Regions from separate parts of the Homo sapiens genome. Here all the other regions are linked to region 1. A link is a contact called in ENCODE Hi-C or POLR2A ChIA-PET data. All regions are on one chromosome and are shown on one strand. The core of a region is the stretch at or near the end of the contact, and the rest is flanking DNA. Distances in the headings are between cores, read along the strand shown. Region 1 holds the start of PNPLA2 (patatin like domain 2, triacylglycerol lipase). Region 2 holds the start of TOLLIP (toll interacting protein). Region 3 overlaps SIGIRR (single Ig and TIR domain containing).

Region 1 (3,009 bases), core at 252-2,751:
CCCAGCCCTGACCTCAGCGGGGCTCCTCCTCCGGGCCCTTGGGAAGGACCAGGTCACGGTTCCCAGACGCCTCTCAAGAGGCTACCCCCATGCCAGGCCCCCTGATAGCAGCCTGCAACTGCGGAAGCCCAGGACACTGTGACCGATCGCTGGCACCGGTTGTAATATCCAGGGCCACGGGGTGACTTAGGTCCCTCCTCGGATTCTCACGGTCCCGCCCACGAGTTACTTTTTCTGTCCAATTAAGCAGCTTTTGCTGCACCTGCCCGCCCCCAAACCTTTGCGCCAGACAGGCGGGCCCCGGGCACCCTCGGAGCAAAACAAACCAGGCCCCGCCCCCAGGCCAGCGACCCGGATTGGATCCTCGCCGGGTTCCCCAGGCGCGGACCGGAACCCTCCCCACGGTACCCACCGACTCGCCGCGGGGCCCCTCCGCTCACGGAGACCATCCCCCGGCCCCGCACGGCCTTCCCGCCAGCCCCCCGCCTGCCGCCCCCGGCCCCGCTCACCCAGGCAGACCCCGGTGACCAGCGCCGTGGCCGTGAGCGCCCCGGCCGAGGCGCCGTAGATGTGCGTGGCGTTGGCCACCAGGAAGGGCGCGTGCTCGCGGAGGCAGGAGGCCACGCCGACGTAGTAGACGCCGAGGAAGCCGCAGCCCGCGAACGAGATGTTCCACGTCTTCTCGCGGGGAAACATCGCGGCGGCGGCCGCCGGGCCCCGGGTTCCGTGGGCGGCCAGGCCTCTGTGAGCCGCCTGCTCGCCGCTCGCTCGCTGGAGCCGGGGGCCGGGCAGGTCCCGCTGCGGCTCTAGCTCGGGGTCCCCGCTGGCGGAGGCGAAGAAGCTACGCGGGCGGCGCGGAGGCGGCGCTTTTAAGTGTGGGACTCACGGCGGGGGCGGGGCCGGCACACGAAGACCAATCGGGGCGCGCAGGGAACGGCCGTGCCCTCGGGACCCGCCCCCGTCCTTGACCCGGCCCCCCGCGCTGGAGCCCCGCCCTCCGCTGCCGCCCGGAGAAAGCTTCTGCCCTCCCTCCGCCCCTGCTGGGCACGGCTGGGGGCACACGCCTAGGGGTGTAGGGTGGGCTGGGCGCAGGCCCGAGCCTGGGGGCCGGAAGCCTCACACAGACCTGGGTACCGGCGAGAGGGAGCTCTGGTTTCAGGGCAGCCACCGCCCCTCCCCACCGGGTCCGCCTCCCACACCCACCCGGGACAGAGGAGCTGGTCCCTGGACAGAGGCGCACCGGCAGCACCCCCAGACCTGAAAGCCGCACAGGCCTCGGGAGCCCCGGGACCCACAGGCTCACCCACAGACAGACCCATAAACATCCAAGGCCAAGGCCGGATGCGAGTCCCGCAAACCCTTCGTGGGGGACCCCAGCTCCGCAGACCCACGCGACCTGACGTGGGGCCTCAGCCCTGCCCCGCGCCCGCGACCCTTCCGGACCTTGGCTTCTTACCTGGGTCTGGCCCTGCCTGTTCAGGCTTTGGGGCTGCCTGCGTCTGACTGGGGCCGCCCTGCTCCCGATAATTGCCCCAGAGGTGGAGCAATCCTGGGTGATGTCACCCTTTCACCCCTTTTCCGCATTTTTCTCCTGGTCAGTGGAGCAAACAGGGCTTGGAGTAGATCCAGGATCCCTCCCTGAACCTCACCCCACCCCCAAACGAGAGGCTTTCTCAGGTTGGGGTGGGAGGCAATGAGATTCTGTCTCCCCAGGAACACTGGCTCCCCAGGCTGAGGTCATCTCTGGACCTAGCTGTTGCCAGAGCTGCAGAGGGTCTGGGATGGGGCTTGGGGCTGCCCCCAACCCAAGCTGAGTTAGGGAAGCCAGAACAGGGCCAGAACAGGATGGGGCCATCTAGGGGGATGCTGCCCAGTCCTCAGCCTCTTTGCTCCCAGCCATCCCAGACAGCACTGGAAAGTCAACCCTGCCCCAGCCCTACTGGGGGCCGGTAGGCATTTACATAAGCTCAAAATGAGAGGAGGCCGGGTGTGGAAGCTCACACCTGTAATCCCAGCACTTGGGGAGGCCAAGACGGGCGGATCACAGAAAGTCGGGAGTTTGAGACCGCCTGGCTGGTGAAACGCTGTCTCTACCAAAAATACAAAAATTAGCCGGTCAGGGTGGCACACGCCTGTAATCCCAGCTACTCGGGAGGCTGAGGCAGGAGAATCACTTGAACCTGGGAGGCGGAGGTTGCAGTGAGCTGAGATCGCACCACTGCACTCCAGCCTGGGGGGCAGAGCGAGGCTCCGTCCTAAAAAGAGGCCGGGCACAGTGGCCCATGCCTGTAATCCCAGCACTTTGGGAGGCCGAGGAGGGCAGATCACCTGAGGTCAGGAGTTTGAGACCAGCCAGGCCAACATGGCAAAACCCTGTCTCTACTGAAAATACAAAAATTTGCCAGGTGTGGTAGTGCACGCATGTAGTCCTAGCTACTCGGGAGGCTGAGGCAAGAGAGTCACTTGAACCCGGGAGGCAGAGGTTGCAGTGAACTGAGATTGTGCCACTGCACTCCAGCCTGGCCAGGTGACAGAGCATGACTTCTTCTCAAAAAAAAAAAAAAAAAGAAAAAAGAAAAATGAGTGAGAGGAGGTAGGTAACCACGTGTGGGGCACCTAAGGGGTTCTGGAGGGCTTCCCTGTGGGAAGTGATGCTGAGTTGAATTTTGAAGGGTAAATGAGCAGACCCAGGCAGCCGACCAGGACAGGCGAAGATTGTCGGGGAGTGAGGGGAGAGAGTAGCTGAAGCCCAGCCATGGGAGAGGGTCAAGCAGGGAGGACGTGACCATACCTGACTTAAAGCGACTCCTTCTAGGCTGGGCACAGTGGTTCACACCTATAATCCCAGCACTCTGGGAGGCCAAGGTGGGGGGATTGCTTGAGTCCAGAAGTTTGAGACCAGCCTAGGCAACATAGCTTGATTCCATCCCTACAAAAAATTTAAAAATAGGCCAGGCACAGTGGCTCACACCTGTAATCCCAGCACTTTGGGAGGTTGAGGTGAGTGGA
Region 2 (3,009 bases), core at 215-2,714, 490 kb before region 1:
TGGCTGGATGTTAAGCTACAACTTGAGGAAGGGGCTTTCGTTCTTTTTCTCTACACCCCATCAAAACAGGCAAGCGGCCAGGCTGCCGGTTTTAAAAGGAGAGACTGGTAACCGAGACCCAAAGATGTGGTCTTTGGGATAAGAGGAAAGTGAGAGCACATGGTGTCCTGGATGGGGAGTGAAGAAAGCATGTGTAGCAAGAATGACTATCGATTTTGCTGTAGTTCCCGGAGGACGAGGACTGAGAACTGACCACTAACAATATAGAGATCACTGACAAAGAGTTTTTAGTGGAGTGGTTGTGTTACCGGAAAAGGGTCCTGATCCAGACCCCAAAAGAGGATTCGTGGATCTTGTGGAAGAAAGAATTCCAGGCCAGTCCACAGAGTAAAGTGAAAGCAAGTTTATTAAGGCAGTGAAGGAATAAAAGAATGGCTACTCCATAGAGCAGGGTGTTCCCAAAAGCACGAGGAGGAAGGCGTCCACCTGGGTACGCTTGTTTATATGTAAGATAAAAGCCAAAAAACATCACGGGGGAGACGTGCTGTACTACCTGGGCTCGTCAAAGGATTGCCAATCTTTGCATAACGCCTGTCCTCCGCAAGCATCTGTATCATTATCTTTAAAGCGAAACTTCAACTAAGAATGCTTCTTGTTCTTAAGATACCCGGACATCGGGACCTAAGTTCCGGGTCTGCTGCGTAAAAGTTTATTAACCTGTTCCCGTGACCGTAAACGCCCGACTCCTGGGGATGCAGCCAGCGGGGTTCAGCCTCAGTTTACCCAGCGCTGTTCGAGCTGGAGTCGCTCTGGTTGGAGCGCCTGACCGCGAGGGCCGAGGTCAGGCCGGACTGGGGTTCTCCGGAGCGAGCAGGAGAGGAGCGGGGCTCCTGCGGAGCGGCGCGGCGGGGAGGCCGAGGGCAGGGCGGGCTCGAGCTCGGGCTCTTCTGGCAGCGCCTCCATCCCCGTTCCGTTCACCCGGCAGCCGCCCCGTGGAGGAACCGCGCCCCATCTTTAGCCCTGTGAAACAGAAAGGCCCTTCCTCCGGCAGGCAGCTGAGGGAAAGATCGCCCTGCAGGGGATGTCGGGCCTGTCACTGCTTTGTTGCGGGCCACAGTTCCCTCCCTTCTCCGAGCGGGTCGCACGTCCGAAGGTCACCCCCGCCAGGTGGCTAGGCCCTGTCGCCACTCGACAGAGGACCGAGGAGGAACCAACCCACTGCCCAGACTGCAGCGCCGCCACGCTAGGGCCCGCGCCGACAACCGTCATGACTGGGCATGCGCAAACGGCCCCGCCGGGAGCCATTTCGCCGGGCTGCAGGGCTCGAGGAGAGAGCAGGTGCGCAGGCGCCGGGCGAGAGGCTGCGCCTGCCCTACCCTGGAGCGCGCGTGCGCGCGAGAGCCGGAAGGGGCGGTGCCTGGCGCGGCGCCTGCGCAGTGGGGCGGTGCCGGGGGCGGGGCGCGGCGGCTGTCAGCTGACTGTGGCGGCGGCGGCCTCGAGGTGACAACTGTCTCCGTCGCAGGCTCCGGCGGGGGCGCAGGAGGTCGCCCGGCGCGTCACTGTCGGGTCGGCGAGCCACGGGGGCCGCCGCAGCACCATGGCGACCACCGTCAGCACTCAGCGCGGGCCGGTGAGGCAGCCGGGCGAGGGTCGGGCGGGGGCGGTGACCTGCGGTTGCGGGCGGGGCCTTGGGTCAGGGCTACTGCTCAGCTGCGGCTGGCGGGCCGACTCCGCGGCTCTCCCGGGGCACGCGGGGCGCCTGGCCGGCCGGAGGGGAGCGGCGGCGTCCACACCTCGGGGCGGGGCGGGCCGGACGGACGCGCCCACGCTGCAGGAGGCTTGAGCTCACCGCCGTGCCGGGGCAGAGCTTTGGGGAGGCAGCCCCGGGGGAGGGGGCCTGCGCCCGTTGTGAGCCCCAGATGGAGGCGGGCCCCGTGCCCCATGGTGCCCCAGAGGGAGGCAGGCCCCGCTCCCCAATGGTCTCCAGATGGAGGAGGGCCCGGTGCCCAGATGGAGGCGGCCCCGAGCTCTGACTCCCGAATGGAGGAGGGCCCCGCACCCTAATGGTCCCCCAGGTGGAGGCGGGCCCTGAACCCTAATGGTCCCCTAGATGGATGCGGGCCCTGCTCCCTGATGGCCCCCCAGGTGGAGGCGGGTCCCGCACCCTGATGGCACCCTAGATGGAGGCGGGCCCCGCACCCTGATGGCCCCCCCAGGTGGAGGCGGGTCCCGCACCCTGATGGCCCCCCAGGTGGAGGCGGGCCTGCACTCTAGTTGGTCCCATAGATGATGGCTGTTTCCTCTTTCTCATTTACACAGAGTGAGGGCAGTGGTGACCACTTCTTGGGCCCAATTGTGTCCCCGGTTAGTGGCCACCGTGCAAAACCTCAGTTTCTTCATTTGCAAATGAGAGGATAGGCGCCAGGAACTTCAGAGAACCTTTCCTGCTCTGAATTCTCTCCTGAGAGTTGCCTGGCAGTTTCTTCTATAGCATTAATATTGCAGGAGAGCTGGTGTAGACTGACTCAGAGATGATGGGCTCCTGGCGTGAGTGGCCTCCTGGCTCACTGTTAGGGCCTTCTTGCATTGCTGTAAAGGAATACCGAGACTGGGTAATTTGTAAGAAAAGAGATTTAATTGGCTCCCGGTTCTGCAGGCTGTACAGGTAGCATGGTGCCGGCATCTGCTCCTGGGGAGGCCTCTGGAAGCTCCCAGTCATGGCGGAAGGCCAAGTGGGAGCTTACACGTCACATGGCGAAAGCAGCAAGAGAGTTGGGGGTGGGGAGGTGCCACACACTGTAATGACCAGATCTTGTGAGAACTCACTATCACCGGGACAGCACCAAGCCACGAGGGATCTGTCCCTGTGACCCACACACCCACCCTGCCAGGCCCCACCTCCAACATTGGGGATCATAATTCAGCGTGAGATTTGGCGGGGACACAGATTCAAACCGTGTCACTCACTGAGGCTGGGCTGGGGCAGGCTGTCGTGAGCGGTACAGTTTT
Region 3 (3,009 bases), core at 1-2,500, 410 kb after region 1:
TCACTTCTCTTGGCTTAAGGCCCAAGAACCACCCAGGAGGCCCAATTCTGCAGCCTCCCTGGGTGAACCCAGACAGGTGGGGTTCGGGGGTGTCCACTGGTATCCCCAGTCGACCCTGACCCTGGCTTGGTATCCCCAGGGTCAAGGCCAACCTGTCAGAGGTGCTTGTGTCCAGTGTCCTGGGGGTCAACGTGACCAGCACTGAAGTCTATGGGGCCTTCACCTGCTCCATCCAGAACATCAGCTTCTCCTCCTTCACTCTTCAGAGAGCTGGTGATGGGGGTTCCCCAAGGTGGAGGGTAGAAGGGGACCTAGACCTAGTGAGGCCCAGGGATCTTGAGGCTTGGGGGCTGCTGGAGGGGCAGCGGCTCAGGCAACCCATCCGCAGGCCCTACAAGCCACGTGGCTGCGGTGCTGGCCTCCCTCCTGGTCCTGCTGGCCCTGCTGCTGGCCGCCCTGCTCTATGTCAAGTGCCGTCTCAACGTGCTGCTCTGGTACCAGGACGCGTATGGGGAGGTGGAGATAAACGGTGCGTGGGGCCCGCGTGGGCGCGAGGAGGGGTCGCCACGGCCTCCCTGAGAGTGCGCTGCTGAGCTCGGCTTTGGAGGCGTGCGGCGGGGAGGGGTTAGCCCCCGGGTGCTCTGTGCGGCCCGGCTGGGGTTAAAGTCCGGGGCGGGTCTGCCCCTGTGCACGTGGGAGATGGTTAGGGGTGTTGGGGACCCCGAGGGCTGGTGTGAGGCCTCGGGAGCCATCGGGGTGACTGGCCGCCGTCCGCAGACGGGAAGCTCTACGACGCCTACGTCTCCTACAGCGACTGCCCCGAGGACCGCAAGTTCGTGAACTTCATCCTAAAGCCGCAGCTGGAGCGGCGTCGGGGCTACAAGCTCTTCCTGGACGACCGCGACCTCCTGCCGCGCGCTGGTATCCCGGGCCCCACCCCGTGCCCCGCCCACCCGGAGGGCCCGCCCCGCCCCGCCCCATGCTCCGTCCCACCCGGGGCCCCACCCCCACCATCGAGCTCCGCCCCCATCCCCGCCCACCCGAGGCCCCGCCTCAAAAACCCGCCCACCCCGCAGGCCCCGCCCCTCCCTTAGAGCTCTGCGTCCGGCACCGCCCCTGAGCCTCCGGCCCCGCCCTCCCCCGCCCCCGCCCCTGCGCCGCCGACGCCCGCCCTCCCGCAGAGCCCTCCGCCGACCTCTTGGTGAACCTGAGCCGCTGCCGACGCCTCATCGTGGTGCTTTCGGACGCCTTCCTGAGCCGGGCCTGGTGCAGCCACAGCTTCCGGTGGGTCCCGCGCGGGGTTGGGTGGGCCCCAGCGTAGCACCCACCCCCCTGACGGTCCCGCCCCGCAGGGAGGGCCTGTGCCGGCTGCTGGAGCTCACCCGCAGACCCATCTTCATCACCTTCGAGGGCCAGAGGCGCGACCCCGCGCACCCGGCGCTCCGCCTGCTGCGCCAGCACCGCCACCTGGTGACCTTGCTGCTCTGGAGGCCCGGCTCCGTGGTGCGGAGCAGGCGCGGGAGGGTCCGGGGCTAGCGGCGGGTTAGAGATGGGCGGTGCCCGGGCTCCAGGCTGGGACCCCTCCGTGGGGAGCTCTGCGGCACCACGCTTTGTGAATGGGCCCTGGGGGGAGGTTCCGCTGCCTGGGGCCCCGATGCGGGGAGCCGCCCTTGAGGCCCCCGGAGCCACGGAATAGCTGTCGCAGGGCGTGGAACCCGTGGGCAGCCGCAGGTGTGCTCTTGGGGGCCAGGACGCCAGGGGCTTCCGAGGTGTTCACACCTGCAAACCGCCCCGACCTGGCCCCCAGACTCCTTCCTCCGATTTTTGGAAAGAAGTGCAGCTGGCGCTGCCGCGGAAGGTGCAGTACAGGCCTGTGGAAGGAGACCCCCAGACGCAGCTGCAGGACGACAAGGACCCCATGCTGATTCTTCGAGGCCGAGTCCCTGAGGGCCGGGCCCTGGACTCAGAGGTGGACCCGGACCCTGAGGGCGACCTGGGTATGCCCGCCCAGCCCCACTCCCCAACTGGAGAAGCTCAGCACAGGGCGGAGTGGGGGCAGGCACAGGGCACAGGGCCTGGAGGGGCTCCAGGTGTTGAGGACTCTTCCCGGCACCGGGAGCCCCTGCACGGCCTCTGCCCTGGAGGTGCTCGGCCCTCGGTCTGCCTGGGAACTTCCTGGGCCTCACAGGCCATCACAGCAGGGGGTGAGCAGGGGCAGCCCCTGGCAGTGGGTCTGGGCCAAGGCTGTGGGTGGCCACCTCAGGCGTCTCGGTCTCCCCACCCCAGGTGTCCGGGGGCCTGTCTTTGGAGAGCCATCAGCTCCACCGCACACCAGTGGGGTCTCGCTGGGAGAGAGCCGGAGCAGCGAAGTGGACGTCTCGGATCTCGGCTCGCGAAACTACAGTGCCCGCACAGACTTCTACTGCCTGGTGTCCAAGGATGATATGTAGCTCCCACCCCAGAGTGCAGGATCATAGGGACAGCGGGGGCCAGGGCAGCGGCGTCGCTCCTCTGCTCAACAGGACCACAACCCCTGCCAGCAGCCCTGGGACCCTGCCAGCAGCCCTGGGAAAAGGCTGTGGCCTCAGGGCGCCTCCCAGTGCCAGAAAATAAAGTCCTTTTGGATTCTGCTGGGGCCTCGGTCTCCTCCCTTGCGGCGGAAGGTTTCGGATTCGGCTTCCCTCTGCGGCTCTCTCAGCCTTCCACCCCTCCTCTCTCATCCCCACCCCTCCCTCTCTCATCCCCACCCGCCAAATCACCAAATCTGCCCTCTCTCCATCCCCCTTCCTAAGCCAGCTCAGGCGTGTCCCGTGCTTACAGTAGCCTCCTTGGGCCTCCTTGCCTGGTCCCTGGTTGGGGACGTGACTCTTCCTAGACCCTTCCCATGCAGGCAGATCCTGGATGGGGGCAGGCTCCTTAGAGACCTCAAGTTCTGAGCTTCACAGAAACTTTCTGTTTTAAGAATATCCACAGTAACTTCACAACTAAATGGCCTGGCTCTGGGTGAGA

What was found. Hi-C counts contacts between places; a loop is a spot of excess contacts on that map. ChIA-PET counts read pairs that join two places held with the same protein, here RNA polymerase II (POLR2A). Pooled maps may share reads with other maps.
Region 2: a loop to region 1 is called in a pooled map, with 7 times the contacts of the local background. The contact joins the promoter of TOLLIP here to the promoter of PNPLA2 in region 1. A Hi-C loop is called at or near these places in 1 of 168 maps with a recorded cell type or tissue (naive thymus-derived CD4-positive, alpha-beta T cell) and 9 of 50 pooled maps. POLR2A ChIA-PET finds 5 or more read pairs at or near these places in 3 of 52 experiments (GM12878, T-cell and activated T-cell).
Region 3: a loop to region 1 is called in a pooled map, with 6 times the contacts of the local background. The contact joins the enhancer-like site here to the promoter of PNPLA2 in region 1. A Hi-C loop is called at or near these places in 2 of 37 single-sample maps with no recorded cell type and 9 of 50 pooled maps. POLR2A ChIA-PET finds 5 or more read pairs at or near these places in 1 of 52 experiments (CD4-positive, alpha-beta T cell).

What each region holds. Positions count from the first base shown.
Region 1 is chr11:817,406-820,414 of GRCh38, reverse strand. PNPLA2 (patatin like domain 2, triacylglycerol lipase) reads right to left here and starts at 1,501. Exons shown (of 10, transcript NM_020376.4): 1 at 1,457-1,501; 2 at 510-841. The coding sequence starts at 696. RefSeq lists a silencer at 367-1,256 and an enhancer at 1,452-1,746.
Region 2 is chr11:1,308,087-1,311,095 of GRCh38, reverse strand. It overlaps TOLLIP (toll interacting protein), which reads left to right and starts at 1,464. Exons shown (of 6, transcript NM_019009.4): 1 at 1,464-1,630. The coding sequence starts at 1,598. It overlaps TOLLIP-DT (TOLLIP divergent transcript), which reads right to left and starts at 1,388. Exons shown (of 1, transcript NR_029409.1): 1 at 389-1,388. RefSeq lists an enhancer at 307-1,068 and a silencer at 1,299-2,008.
Region 3 is chr11:405,337-408,345 of GRCh38, reverse strand. SIGIRR (single Ig and TIR domain containing) reads left to right here. Exons shown (of 10, transcript NM_001135054.2): 4 at 140-273; 5 at 389-529; 6 at 778-921; 7 at 1,182-1,284; 8 at 1,353-1,503; 9 at 1,808-1,997; 10 at 2,287-2,630. The coding sequence ends at 2,450. Among named protein-coding and RNA genes, the nearest start is that of SIGIRR, 8.2 kb to the left of the region's middle. RefSeq lists silencers at 1,105-1,164, 1,235-1,494, 1,505-1,554 and an enhancer at 2,131-2,824. Within about 2 kb of position 1,250, at least 30 of the 41 ENCODE cell types and tissues checked have a DNase peak (open chromatin) inside an H3K27ac peak, as active enhancers do.